Linked DNA regions of Homo sapiens: region 2 is linked to region 1. A link is an interaction called in ENCODE POLR2A ChIA-PET data of the cell type or tissue named here. Cell type or tissue: MCF 10A. All regions are shown on one strand. Each heading gives the region's core, and the rest is flanking DNA. Links, peaks and the distances in the headings are about the cores only.

The links. Peaks named below come from ENCODE experiments on the same cell type or tissue, not always from the same donor. Only the 100,000 strongest peaks of a DNase experiment are listed, where the experiment ranks them.
Region 2: POLR2A ChIA-PET joins it to region 1 with 5 read pairs; 2 of 35 experiments call an interaction of 5 or more read pairs at or near these places.

What each region holds. Positions count from the first base shown.
Region 1 is chr12:114,916,753-114,924,316 of GRCh38, reverse strand. No RefSeq gene overlaps it. Among named protein-coding and RNA genes, the nearest start is that of TBX3, 240 kb to the right of the region's middle. In MCF 10A, for the core only: no CTCF peak of the experiment used is centred there; DNase peaks (open chromatin) are centred at 3,286 and 5,276.
Region 2 is chr12:115,327,957-115,335,520 of GRCh38, reverse strand. It overlaps LOC124903082 (a long non-coding RNA gene), which reads left to right. Exons shown (of 11, transcript XR_007063592.1): 4 at 3,218-3,347; 5 at 7,404-7,476. Among named protein-coding and RNA genes, the nearest start is that of LINC02463, 550 kb to the left of the region's middle. In MCF 10A, for the core only: no CTCF peak of the experiment used is centred there; no DNase peak of the experiment used is centred there.

The DNA.
Region 1 (7,564 bases), core at 1,014-6,013:
CCCTTGAATGCATGGGATATCATCCGGTGTCTGTTACAGTTAATTCTCCTGACTTGAACTAGGCTAAGTTTCTGTCCATAAAAATGAACATTTCTTGGCCGGGCACGGTGGCTCATGCCTGCAATCCCAGCACTTTGGGAGGCCAAGGCGGATGGATCACGAGGTCAGGAGATTGAGACCATCCTGGCTAATGCGGCGAAACCCCGTCTCTACTAAAAATACAAAAAATTAGTGGGGCATGGTGGCATGTGCCAGTAGTCCCAGCTACTGTGGAGGCTGAGGCAGGAGAACCGCTTGAACCTGGGGGGCAGAGGTTGCAGTAAGCCGAGATCATGCCACTGCACTCCAGCCTGGGCGACAGAGCAAGACTCCATCTCAAAAAAAAAAAAAAATAGTATTTCTTGACTAAGCCCTCCAGACACTTCAGCTCTCACACATTTTTTATTGTTTCACATGAATCAGTTAGTTCAGACTTGCTGGAATTGTGTTAATGTCAAAAATTGAGTAACAGTCCAAATAATAATTTCTAATAGCACTGAGCATTAAACAAAGGGTGTTTATATGCAGAGTCTTCATTACATAAGAATTTATTATCCAACTCTAACACAGTAATGAGGTTACCTCAAGAGGCAAAAAGCCATTTTTAATATAAAAAAGAATTGAAAGGCCACTTATAAAATGAATACCCATTCCAATCTCATTCCCCACATAATTGACTCAGTTGGTGACCTGGAACAAACAATTTCAACTCTCATGTACTCAGTTGCCTCCTGTATTGTAAACTGAACACAAAATTATCCCAAATTGGAGATTTGCCCATTAGCTGAGATGAAACATGGAAAAGATTTTCAATCAGTACATTGAAGTAAAAAGAAGGGTATGTGCAAGCAGAACCAGAGAGTTGTCCCTCAATGTCAGTTTTTCTTTTCCGCTGTATTGACAGAACAATTGAATTTTAGCTGGGCTGCCCAGTTCCCACCTCCCTTGCAGCTAGGTGGGAACATATAACTAAGTTCTGGCTAATGAGACTGAGAAAAATGTGTGTGATTTCTGTGTCATGCTCTTAGAGTGAAGGAGCCTATTTTCCCTCACATTTATCTTACTATTTCCACTGTTTATATTACAAATTTGATGGTGAAATAACTAGAAAAGTGTCAATGATGAAAAATACCCTAAGGATGACAAAGAAAAAAAGAGAGACCCCAGCCACTGAACACTCCAAGATGCAGAGCTGCCAGATTAGCCCAGTCTCTTACGTGCAAGAGAAATAAGTGTCTACCCTGTTTAATCTATGACTCTGGGGGGGTCCTCTGAACTATCTTCTGAACTATATTATCTGAACTATATTCTACGGAGATTTTCCTCTTTCCTGCCACAACATTAAATACACTTTCATTGGAAGGCAATATTGAGGAGTGGCTAAAAATATGGGCTCTGAAGTCAGATTGCCTGTCTCCAAATCCAGCTCCACCACTCCCTGGCAATATGTTAAACTTAACCTATCTAAACCTTGGATTGCTAATCTACAAATTGGTTATAAGAAGAGTAGCTACTGCTACCTCATGGGATCAATATAAAGTTTAAAGAGATAATGTATGGGAAGAATTTAGCATAATGGCCAGCACATACCAAGCATTCAATAAATTTTAATCATGGTTGTTGCAGGGAAAGGTGTTTTCAAGGCTGGAAAACACCCCAATGCTAAGTTCATTTGGGGGCTCTAAAGTTAAAATGGGGACTTGTTCATACAAACTTTGGCTCATCTATGAAGTAGATTTCCTTTTGCAATGTGGCTTTTTTTTTCTCTTGGCAAGTTCTCAAATTTTGGGTTGGAAAAAAAAGGAGGAACACCATCATCTCTCACCCTTCAGATTCAGTTTGGGTTTAGGAGAGAGTGTCAAGGATATAGTAGAGCCAAGGCAATAGTTGACACCCAGTTTTTTCCAAGACTGTAACTGTCCCTCTTGCCACATGTGCCAACCATACACCTGCTCACTCTCAGATTCTTTATCTGCTCTGTTCTCTTCCAAATCTTAAGGAGCTACATTTTCCAAACTCCTTTGCCTTCTTGCTTCCTTGTACTCTCAGCCAATAGGAGGCTCTGGTGGAAGACTAGAGTGAGGGAAGAGGACACAGTTGAGTAGTTATCACTTCACACACCCATCCGGCTCTGGCAGAAGCCTCAGCTGCTTGATAATCTTGGCTACACTTGAAGGTCCTGGCACTTAGCCTCTGAAAGTAAAAGATCCTCTTTTTGTCCCTTTTCTTTAGGGACAGTAGTGACTTCCTGCTATTGGTAAACTCTAGGTTGCTTCACTTTCTGCTTTCTCAGTTCCTCTGTCCCATATGGATTCAATTTCCTGTATTAAATTCTCTCTGCTTGAAGGACCTTTAATGATGCCAGTTTTTTTGCTGGACCCTAACAGATACAAGATGGTAACCTCAGTGTTGAATGCACTGCCTTGTATGTGCTGGGGAGTCAATGTCTATTTGTTGAATAAATGAATACTTGGAGAAGTTGATATAATCACCCTGAACCTGGTCCTCCAACCACTCTAAGCACTGTGAGACTAAAAACACCCCTTATGAGATGCTCATTTCTGCTCACAAAGGCTCTCAGCTGGCTAAATCACAAAATATATCAAAATATTCATCTTTCAAAACCACATTTCTGGTCTGGTCCCCCAGAGTAGTAAACCTCAAGCCCTCGGGCCCTCAATGCCCAAAGGTGGTGAAAAATCTCTTCTGGGGACCTTGTGGTTATAGGATGATCTGGCTGAAAGCAAGACAGATGAGGAGGGTGGAGGAGTAGAGGGTGTAGAAGAAAGCCTAACTTCTCTGAGAAGCTATTTATCTCCAGACAGCAATGTCACTCCTGGGGAGCAGCTGAGTGCTTACAATATTTGTAAATATCTATTTGGCCCCAAGAGTTCTCTCCCATGGAAACAGCTAATAAACCGAGCTGCCTGAGTTTACTCCTAATGCCAAGACATGTTCCAGGGGCTGATTACATTGCTGTTTTATTATATGGAAAAGAAGATAGACTGTATGTGCAAGGGGCCAGGGGAGGTGATGGAGAACTCAGAGTTGAAAGCAGGAAAGTTACACTTCCAGGTTGATGAGGTCTTTGTCATAAATATCCAGATCTAGAAATGAAAATTAGAATTGGAACCAGCTCTCTCCTTGAAGCAGGAACCGCCCTCTTGACTCAGAGTTCCAAAATGTTCAGGCACATCTGGCTAAGCAAATGGTCACTTTACCAAGTTGCCAAACAAAACCTGGAAATTGCGAGTACAGGGGAAAGGACCTCTCTCCAAGAAAAATAATAACCCCAGGTGATGTCACTGCTGCCGATCTGTGGACCACACTTTGAGTGGCAAGCTGATGCATTAATCTCCTGTTTATGTTTCATACTTTAAAAGCCCAGTATCCAAAGCAGTGAGGTGGTTTCCATCTGCTCACAGCACATTCACGTCCAGGGTAGGACACTGGTACAACTCAGGGTCTGCTGGAGTATGCCCCTTGTGAAGACAACACATTTCCTACACATGCTGAAATGTGCGTCCTGGGATTTCCTGGGACATTACTTGATTTGCCTCTGAGGATTTCATTGTTTGCTAAGATCTTATGAAAAAACAACCCCCCTCCCCCACAAAGAAAAGACAAATGAAGATCAACTTTGCTATTTGTTAAGAACTACATTTAAATTACTAAAGAAACTATTTTGAGTGCATAATTTCAATTATTTTTTTCCATTTCATCCAAGCCAACAAGCTCAATTACTTTTCTGTGATGACATTATAATGAGAATCATTGATTTTTAGAGTTGGAGGCAACTTTGAAGTTCAACCCCCCTCCACGGTAACAATAATAATGTGTACCATTCCCCAAGCACTTGCTATGGGTGGTGTGTACTGGTCTAAGTACTTTACCTATTTTATTCGCATAGTAGCCTGGACCAAAGTGTGTTCCTAAGAATATTAATCTCACACTATGCTCCACAAATTAAAGATTCTGTGATCCAAAAACTTTTGCAAAACTTGTGCCTTCCTAGGTCCTTCTCAGGGAGACAAAATCAAAACGCACATGGACATACAAGAGACCCTAGGAAATCCTACAGTAGGAAAGCCATTGCATTTTTTTAAAAACTGCTTCCAAAACATCTTTGTCTGTGCACTTCTTGTTTTCTAAAATCCAATTCGCATTTCATTTCAATTAGTTAGATAGCTCAATTTCTTATTAGTATGCATTGCCATATTTAATTAAGATGGAGAAGGCCTCTGGTATCTTAGAGTTTTCAACCATGAAGCTTATTAACAAAAGTGCTGCTGAGCACTTTCTTAACCAGAAAAACGATGGCTGAGATCCACCCATTTTTGTTAAGAGATTTAAGATCCTCTAAATGAAGTCTTCAAGCAAATCTATGGGATATCTTCAAACACATCACTCGCTCCTCACCCTAGCATAAGTCAGTCTCAGATGAGTTATAATCGATATTTAAACAACTACAAAGGTGAAGGCTGACCCTGAGCGTCCTTCCCATCCTTCCCCACAGTCCACTTGAGATGTTATCTGTGAGGAGTAAACAGGCCCGTCCCCAAAGTCTTGGCCACCCTGGTGTGATATCAAACAGCTGCTCAGCGGCCCTGGAAGCCGGCTCCCATATTTCTCCTGCTACACTTACAGCGAGTTGAGCTTCCTGGCGGGGCTTCTCTTTGAAGTTCAAGAGGGCCCTGTGTATGGTATGTGTGGGAAGGAAAACTAAGATTCATCTCTCATGGAGCCATCTTTTCCATGAGAACAGAGTGTCTTTTAGTGTCTTTCAGGAAGAAGGGGTCTAATTCAGCACCTTAAATAATAAAAAAGTGGTAACAATAGTAACCCACATGACATTTATAAAGCACTTACCAGTGTCAAAAATAGCACCACGTACTGTCTTAAGTGCTTGCTAGGAGTTAACAACTTTAATGGTTCCCCTTTTATAAATGGGGAAGCAGATTCAGAGAGGCTAAGTGACTTGCCCAAGGTCACAATAGGAGACGAGTGGTGGAGCTAGGTTTTAGTTCCGCTCAGAACTAATTTATTTGTTCCCAAACTGGGTGAAACAGTGGAAACAAACGTTAACTCTCAAAAGCGTCTGAGAGCTGGAATTGAGGCTCAGGCCAGAGACCTCTGGACCTCTGCCCTCTGTGATTATATGGGCATTTTCCTCCCGTAGCAGAATGGATCATCATTTTGCACATTCCTATGCCCTTCATCACACTAGTGTAAATGTTTGCTTGCTTGTCTCTTTCCCACACTAAGTTGAGAGCTCCTTGCTGCAGGCACTAAGGTTATTAGCCTTTAGCCTGGTGGCAATGATTATGATGACAGCTACCAATTCTGGAGAGTTTATCATGTGCCCCACCCCAGGGCTGATATCAAGCCAGGTGGTGACCATTCTGACTGCTTATGCATGGGTTGTGCTGAGTGTTAAATAATCCAGTATGATCCCTGCCAAGCACTATGCTAAGTGTCTTTGCCTGTCTTTTCTTCCTGAATCTTTACAGCAGCTCTCTGAGGTGGCTACTGCTGTTATCATCCCATTTTACAGATGAAGAAACTGAGACCCAGGGCAGCAAGATTATATTTGCCTGAAGTCACCCACTTAGTCCATGGTGGATGGAGCTAATTTCTAGCTAACTATAATTAGCCTGAAAAACAGTTCTTTTATTCATTCATTGATTTATGCATCAGTTTCCTTATTCATTCAAGAAATTTACACTGAGCATAGTATTCATGATCTGTGGCCCCATGACAAGTTACCTCAAAACTTAGTGGCTTAAAACAAAACCAAGCATTTATAAACTCATTTTTGTGGGTCACCAATTCAGGAGTGGCTTAGCTGGGTGGTTGTGTTTCAGGGCTGCTCATAAGGCTGCAGTTACAAACGTCACCTAGGTCTATGGTCTCATCTGAAAGTTTGACTGGGGCTGGAGGATCTACTGCCAAGACAGCTCACTCCCATGGCTGTTGGCTGGAGACCTCAGTTGTTCACTTCATGGACTTCTCCATGGGGCTGCTAGAGAATCCTCACCACATGGCAGCTGGTTTCCCCTGAGCAAGTGACCCAAGAGAGAGCAAGGTGGGCATTGCAATGTCTTTTGTGATCCAGCCTCAGAAGTTGCACAACATTATTTTTGCAATGTCTTATTGGTTATACAGGCCAGACTTCTTCAGTGGCATTGGGGGTTGGGGGGTAGGATTTATACAAGGGCCTGGACACCAGAAGGCAAGGTCATTGAGAGCCATCTTAGAGGATGCCTACAACAAGCAACTACTCTGAACCACAACCAAATGTAGGCATCTGAACAATACAGAGCTCCTGATCTAATGGGGATGACAGGCATTACTTATGTAATCACATAAAGGAATACATGGGATTGGGGGCTGGGAGACTAATTATATGCTTCTCTTAGAGTGTGGAATAGTGGGACAGTGGTAAGTCTTCTTATGTTTTAACTACCCATAAAGCTGTACCAATGCATCCCAACTTAATGTCAGCCCTGGCTGCAGTTAACATGGTTCTTGCCCTTGTATCCCCAATTTCTCCTCCATTGAGGGGAAGCCATCAATATCTCCTATCTCAAATCGCAAAATAAAACCTCGTAAACCTGGTCACTAGAAAAGCACTCAGTAATGCCTGTTATGGGTTGAATTGTGTCAACTCTAAAAAGGTATGTTGAAGTCTTAAACCCCTAGTACCTGTAAATGTGACCTTATTTGGAAAAAAAAAAAAAAAAAAGGCCATTGCAGATTGAGTAATCAAGTTAAGATGAGCTCGTACTATGGTATGGTAGGCACTCCTGCAATATGACTGGTGTCTTTATCAAAGGAGAGAAATTTAGACCCAGACGCAAATTTAGGCACACATATGAGGACACAGACGCAGGGGAGAGCATCATGTGAGATGGACAAATGCAGCTGCAAGCCAAGGAACTTCAAGGATTGACAGCGCCCACAGAAGCTGAAAAAAGCAAGAAAGGAGCTTATTCAGAGTATTGAAGGAAGCATGGCCCTCCTGACACCTTCATTCCAGACTTCAGCCCCCAGAATTCTGAGATAATAAATTTCGGTTGTTTTAAGCCACCTAGTTTGTGTGGTATTTTGTGTCAGCAGCCCAGGAAACTAATACAATACTCAAATGTTGAAACGAAACTTTAGGTTCATTTCCAGCTCAGCATTTCCATTGTACGGATGAGCAAAGAGATGAGACCCTGTTAGAGGAAAGTAGTTGCCCAAGGTTACCAAGCAAATGTGTGCCCAAACTAGGCCCAATCCCCCAGTCTAGGGCTTAGAAGATACCTTTTTTGTTTGTTTGTTTCTTGTCATCATCAGGCTCCGGTCATCCTCAATGCTGTTATCATTTATTTTTGCTGCAAGAAAGAAGGAGGCTGCGGAGTCTGTGTTTTCCAGCTCCGCCAGGCAGTCTGTTTTTGCTGGCTTTGCATGAAAACAGCCAGGCTGTTGGCTCTGCGGGGTAACAGGCTGACTCGGGGTGTGATGTGAGTTGTAAGTACAATGA
Region 2 (7,564 bases), core at 1,571-6,570, 410 kb before region 1:
GCTCCTCTCCACCCACTAGGATTTCCTCTCGTGGAGGTGGCTTTGGGTTCTCATGATGCACGCATCCTAGCCCTGAAGACTGCCCAAGGGACAACATGTGAATTTTATCAGCAACCGCCAGTGGGGCTTCCTTGGACCCCTAAGATCCCATTTGTTTGTCTGACATTGGGGGTGGAGACCAGCACAGCCCCAAAGGTAGAGCTTGTTGAGTCTTGGGGTGGCTGGAGGACGTGTGCAGGCCAGCAGTTGGGAGCAGAAGCCCTGGGGAGGGAGAGTTGGCTCCAGCTTCAGTTGGCTGTCCTTCTGGGTTAGAGGGGAAGTTGAGAAGGGAATCCAGGATCTGAAAAGACCCAGGAGGGGAGGAGGTCAGGATGGGGAAATAAGGACATGAGAACTCTGTCCTCCTTTCTCATGGCTTTCTCCTTTAACTGGAGCCAGGTTTGCTTCCAAAGCAGCTGGTGTAACCAAGCTGAGGCCAGGGAACTGGAAACCTGGGCATATCCACAAGCAATATGGATGCGGAAGTTGTTGCTGTGTATACAGTAGGTGTCCCCACAGATGCAGGAAGCTTCACTACCACTGGTCCTTTGCCCAGATACCAACGTTGACACCTTGGGAACCCTTATGCAAGTCTGCAAGCAGCTCAGTCTCCTTCTTTCTTTTTCTCCCTTTTTCTTCTCTTTTACTCATTATTCTTCTATTGTGGTCCTCTTTTCCTAGCTTTCCTCTCTCTTCCCAGCTGTTTCTCTCCCCTTTCCCTTGTTCTCCTGTCATTCTCACTATCTCCCTGTCTTCTCTCCCACTCCTCTTTTATATTTTCTTTCTTCTTTTTATTCGGTTTCCTCTTTGTCTATCACTTGTATCCCCTTCCCTTCTTCTGTTGCACTTCTTTACTTCCTAAAGCAGTCATCCTCAGTGTGGTCCCCGGACCAACAGATCAGCATCACCTGGGAACTTGTTAGAAATGCAAATTCTCTGACCCCACTCCAGACCTGCTGCCTCAGCCACTCCCAGAGTGGAACCTGACAATCTGTGTTTTCATAAGCCTCCAGGGGAGACGATGCAAGCTAAAGTTTGAGAATCATGATATAAGAGGAAAATGGCAATTTTCCAAAAAATTGGAGTATCTTTGAGTGCTGATCCAAAAAGCCCTCATTTCTAAACATGTAAAGCCCTCCTGTCCCCATTAGCTAATTTGGACGTTGGACCACCAGCCTGGCTGAGATGCTTTCAGAAACAACACAAGCAATTACACTCAAGTTCTCTGATTACTATCAGGCTGCTAAATCCCCTCGGCCAAACTATGTCTTTCCTGTTCCTGGACTCTGCCTTGCTTCCTCTCCTTCTCCAGTTGCTTTGAGGAGTAAGGCATCAGGGGACACTGGACCTTATATCCAGCAGCTCATAGTCGGGATCAACATGTGGCAAAGTGTGTTCCTCAGATACTGATAGGGATATTAATAGAAAAGGGTACCGTAGTCGAATACAGGTGGGGAATGCTCAGTAAACAGATTTCTTGATTGCAGAATTTTTTAGAGTCCAAGTGCATAGTGGCTCTTGGTTGTTTCTTTTTTTTTTTTTTTCCCAAGGCAGAGTCTCACTGTGTCACCCAGGTTGCAGTGCAGTGGCATGATCATGGCTCACTGCAGTCTGAACCTTCTAGGCTCAAGAATCCTCCAGCCTCAGCCACCAGAGTAGCTGGAACCACAGACGTGCACCAGCATAGTGGCTCTTAAAAGCAGTTCGGTGCTAGTAGCATATCCTGAACTTAACCACAGAGCTCTATTTTCCACTGGGCATTGCACAGGATAAGTAGATTTGGAAGATGCTAATTTAGGAGTTCATAACCTTTCTCCTCAGGAGTGTCACCTGTCTTAGGCAGTGTCTGGTATGGAGGAAAGAACCAAGATGGTGCTCAGTAGAGTATTTTGACCCTGAAAGGGCCTGTGCATGAAGAGAAAGGGCATGTTCAGGAGCTCCTGGGCCTCCTGACATGCCCACCTGTTGGTGTCTAAGTGGGTGATGAACAGCCTTTTGTGCTCAGATGGTGAAGCCAGCTTCCCTCCATGATACTGACTATACTCTGATTTCAGGAGGAAGAATGAGAAAACTATCCTTAAATTGCTCTTTCTTAAAGATGCCCAGAACATACCCCTGGAGATTCTCTTTCAGTAGATCTGGCATGAGGTCTGGGAATCTAGATTTTTTTAAAGTTCCCAGGGGCTTTGGATATAAAATGAGGGCTAAAAGCCACTGGTTTACATGAATCCATGCATGGTGTTTAAATAATGATATGTTCAGGGAAATAGAGAAACCAGAGCTATGTCCATAACCTTTGAAACAGACATAAGGGAAGACAGCCAGATCCTTTTTCTAACATCATACATGGGGCCCTCAACAGGGAAAATGGACTGTGGTTTTGCTTGGGGGTGGTAACATTGAGGTGGGAGTAGAGAGAGAGAGCTTCTTATTTTCCTATAAACCTGAAAGATACAAAACCATGGTTTAGATCAGTGACAAATAACCCTGTTTTTTTACATCAGAAAGAAGTATTCAGGAAAAATAAAACAATTTTATAGCCTATTTTTTCCATTAAACTTGAAAATAGTTTTATTGAGTCCCACAAGGGGGAAATGTGTTTTTACCATTGAGTCGATCAACCTACTTTTAGCAGCAGAAATCTTTTCTCAAGAGAAGCCTTATATTTAAACTCCAACATATACCATATTAAAAAAGGTCACACTGCTTGAAGAGTAGATGGGAGATCTGAGGTCCAAATAAGTGGGTCATTTTCTCACTGAGTTTTGGAGGTAATATAGGCATTTTGGGGGAACAAGAATGGGAAACCCATATCCTACTTTCTGGATTCCTCCGCCCGCCAAAGTCAATGAGAAAATCAGCACTTCTCTCCCTCCACAAAAATGTTATTTTCCAAGAATATTAAATTAGTCACAACATGACAGCAGCTTCCAAATTTTTAACATGATACCAAATCTCAAACTACATTTATTTTAATGAATTGAGATTCTAGCAATTGCACTTAAAAATTCTCTTTAATTTTTAGAATTCACATCACTTAAACTTCTATAGAGACTTCTTAGTTGTTGCTGTTTTTAATCTGGGATTTGATAGAGTTCATGACTTTTTCATCTCATCTGAAAAGACTACAGCAACAATAACAAAATAAACTTAGTGTATACTATCCTTATTCTTGCAGGAAGAAGTAACTGGAACACAATCATCTGGCAAAATCAACTGAGAAAAATGGAAAAAAAGTACCACCTGGCTTCCTTGCTAGTAATATTTTTAGTGGCAATAATACCCAAATAATGTGGATCCCAATCAAGGTAATAAACAGATCCATCACCTTCCAAAGTTTTCTTTTGTCCCTTTGTGTGTGTGTGTGTGTGTGTGTTTGTGTGTGTGTGTTAAGAACACTTAACATGAGATCCACCCTTTTAACAAATTTTTAAGTACACTTTATTGTATTAACTACAGGCACTATGTTATACAGAAGATCTTGAGAACTTATCCATATTGCATAACAGAAACTTTATACCCATTGAGAAAACAACTCCTCATGTCCCTCTTTCCCCAGCCTTGGCAACCACCATGCTGTTCTCTGCTTTTATGAGTTTGGCTATTTTAGATTTCTCATAGAAGTGGGATAATGCAGTATTTATCCTTCTGTGACTGGTTTGTATCACTTAGCATAACGTCTACCAGTTTGATTCATATTGTATGTAAATGGGAAGATTTCCTTGTTTTTTTTAAGCCTGGATAATATTTTGTTGAGGTTGCTTCCATGACTTGGCTACCTGTGTGTGCTACTTGAAGTGTAGATTATCTCTTCAAAATCCTCATTTCAATTCCTTTAGCTATAAACTCTGGAGTGGAATTGCTGGATCATATGGTAGCTCTATTTTTAATTATTGGAGGAACTTCTATTTTGTTTCCTAAAATGGCCATACCAATTTACATTCCCACCAATAGCGTACAAGAGTTCTTTTTCTTCTACATCCTTGCCAGCACATCTATTTTCCCTTTGAAAATAGCCATTCTAATAGGTATGACGTGATATTTCATTGTGGTTTTGATTTGTGTTTCCCTGATGGTTAGTGATGTCGAGCACCTTCTCATATATGAGAGGACTTCAAAAATTCATGAAGAAAAACTCTATCTTTTATATTAAAAGATAAAAAGAAAAAATGCAAACTTTATTTTTCTCAACATAAGAATCATCAACTTCAAGACACTTTTGCAAGCAGTAATACCAGCCATTTAGTCCATCACTAAAGAACCAAGGGTTTTGGGGATTTAACCATGTTAAGCCAGTATTTTTTATGTTATTAACTGAAGAAAAATGGGTACCATTTAAATACTTTTTAAGATTAGGAAGCCAAAAGAAGTCAGAAGAAACCAAATATGGACTGGAAGGTGGATGCCTAATAATTTTCCATTCAAACTCTTGCAAAAGTGCACTTGTTTGATGAGAGGAATGAACAGGAGTGTTGTTGAAGTGGAGAAGGACTTTCTGGTGATGGTTTCCCAGGTGTTTCTCTGCTAAAGCTTTAACTAACATTCTCATAATAAGCAGATATTATAATTCTTAGGCCCTCCAGAAAGTTAACAAGCAAATGCCTTGAGCATCCCAGAAAACTGTTGCCATGACCTTGCTCTTGACTGCTCTGCTTTTGCTTTTACTGGACCATTTCCACCTCTTGGTTGCTATTGCTTTGATTGTTCTTTGTCTTCAGGATTATAATAGTAAAGCCATGTTTCATCTCCTGTTACAATTCTTCAAAGAAATGTTTCAGAACCTTAATTCTACTTGTCCAAAATTTTCATTGAAAGCTCTGCTCTTGTCTGCAGCAGGTCTGGATGCAGCTGATGGTGTTGGTGCCATTGAGTAGAAAGTTTGCTCAACTTTAATTTTTCAGTTGAAATTGCATAAACTGAGCCAACTGAGATGTCTGTGATGTTGGCTATTGTCTCTGCTGTTAGTCATTGATCCTTTTCAATTAGGTCACACACAAGATTAATTTTTTCCTTACAAATCACTGTGGATGGTCTGCCACCGTGGGCTTCATCATCAACAGTGTCTCGTCCTTTCTTATAGTGAGTTATCCATTTGCAAACAGCTGATGTCTTTGGGGCATCATCCCCATAAATTTTTCATAAAACATCGATGATTTTGCCATTCTTCTACCCAAGCTTTACCATACATTTGATGTTTGTCTTTGCTTCAATTTTAGTAGAATTCATGTTGCTTTGATAAGGACTATTCTCAAACTGATGTCTTATCCTTCCTAGTGCCTCCAACTAGATCCTGTTGAGACATGTTGTAACAAGTTAGTATAAGTTTATTTCCATGTAAAAAATTTTGAAATCCATGCCTAGTTTTTTTTGTAATACACATCTTCTGTGAACATTTTGAATTCCTTTTGTACTTGGCCATTTGTAAATCATTGGAGAAATGTTCATTCAAATACTTTTCCCATTTTAAAATTAGGTTATTTGTATTTTTGCCATTGAGTTGTAAGAGGTTCTTGTATATTTTGTGTATTAACCCCTATCAGATAAACAGTTTGCAAATATTTTCTCCCATCCCATAGGTTGTTTTTTCACTCTGTTGATTATTTCCCTTGTGCTGCAGAAGCTTTCAATTTGATGTAGTCCCACTAGTAACTTTTTGCTTTTGTTGTGTATGCTTTTGATGTCATATCCGAGAAATCATTGCCTAGATTGAAACTTCTCAACCAAGAAAAGCCTAGCACCAGATGGCTTCACTGGTGAATTCTAGCAAACATTTAAAGAAGAATTGATGCCAATATATTTCAAGCTCTTCCAAAAAATTGAAGAGGAAGAAACCCTTCCAAACATATTTTATGAGGCCAGAATTACCCTGTTACTAATGCCAAAGATACTATAAGAAAAAAAACTACAGGCTAATATCCTTGATGAACACAGATGCAAAAATTCATAACAAAATACTAGCAAATCAAATTCAACAGCACATTAAAATATCATACACCCTGAAAAGTGAGATTTATCCCTGGGATGCAAGGATGGTTCAACATATACAGAGCAATGAATATAATATCCCATATTAAGAGAATGAAGGTTAATAAGCATATAATCATCTTAGTAGATGCAGCAAAAGCATTTGACAGAATTCAACACCATTTTACGACAAAAACTTTCAGCAAATTAAGTGTAGAAGAAACTTACCTCAGAACGCTGAAGACTGTATATGAAAAGCCCACAGCTAACATCATACTCAGTGGTGAAAAACTGAAAGTGTTTCCTTTAAGATCAGGAACAAGACAACGATGCTCACTCTAGCTACTTCTATTAAGGATGGTAGTAGAAGCCAGAGCAATTAGGGAAAAAATGAGATATTTAAAAAGACATTCAGATCGGAAAAAAAGTAAAATTGTCTCTATTTGCAGATGGCATAATCTAAAGACTCCACCAAAAAAGTGTTAGAACTAATAAATGAATTTAGTAAAGTCACAGGACACAAAATCATCATTTAAAAATCAGTTGCACCAGGCATGGTGGCTCACCCAACATTTTTGGAGGCTGAGGTAGGAATATAGCTTGAGTTCAGGTTTTGAGACCAGCCTGAGAAACATAGCGAGACTCTATCACTACAAAAATAAATAATAAAAAAAAACAAATTAGTCAGGCATGGTGGCACACAACTGTAGTCTCAGCTACTCAGGAAGCTGAGGTGGGAGGATTGCTTGATCCTAGGTCGAAGCTACAGTAAGCCATGATTGGTCCACTGCACTCTAGCCTGGATGACAAAGTGAGACCCTCTCTCTCTCAAAAAAAAAAAAAAAGAAAAATCAGCTGCATTTCCATACACTAAAAATAAACTATTGGCAAAAAATAAAGAAAGTGACCTTATTTACAACAGCATCAAAAAGATAAACATGCAAAAACAATTATGTTTCTACAAACTACCAATGAACACATGGACACAAAGATTAAAAAGTACAATACCATTTACAACAGCATAGCTACAAATCTGATAAAGCATATACAGGACTAAATGATACAGATATACTAAAAAATGCAATATGCCAATGAAAGAAATCAAAGAAGGTCTAAATAAAAGGAGAGACATACTGTATTAAAAAAATAAGATACTTAGAAACAAATTTAACTGTAAAGGCACATTGGTACAGTGAAAAGTACAAAACATTGATGAAAGCAATGAAAAATGACACAAATAAATGGAAAGAAGTTCATGTCATGGATTTGAAGACTTAATATTGTTAAAATATCTACACTACCCAAAGTAAATTTGTAGATTCAATGCTATCCCCAACAAAATCCCAGTGACTTTTTTTGTATAGAAATAGAAAATGTTCTCTTTTCTTTGTTTCTACCAGGGTTGAAGAGAGACCTTTTGGGAGGAGTTTAAAGGGGGAATGTCCTTGAGTATGTGGAAGAAAATTGAGGAAGGTAAAGTGTTCACTGGAAGTAACATGGGGTGAGCCATGAAATGCATCCTCAATAACATCCTTTGATAGACTCAGATAAAGAATGAAAT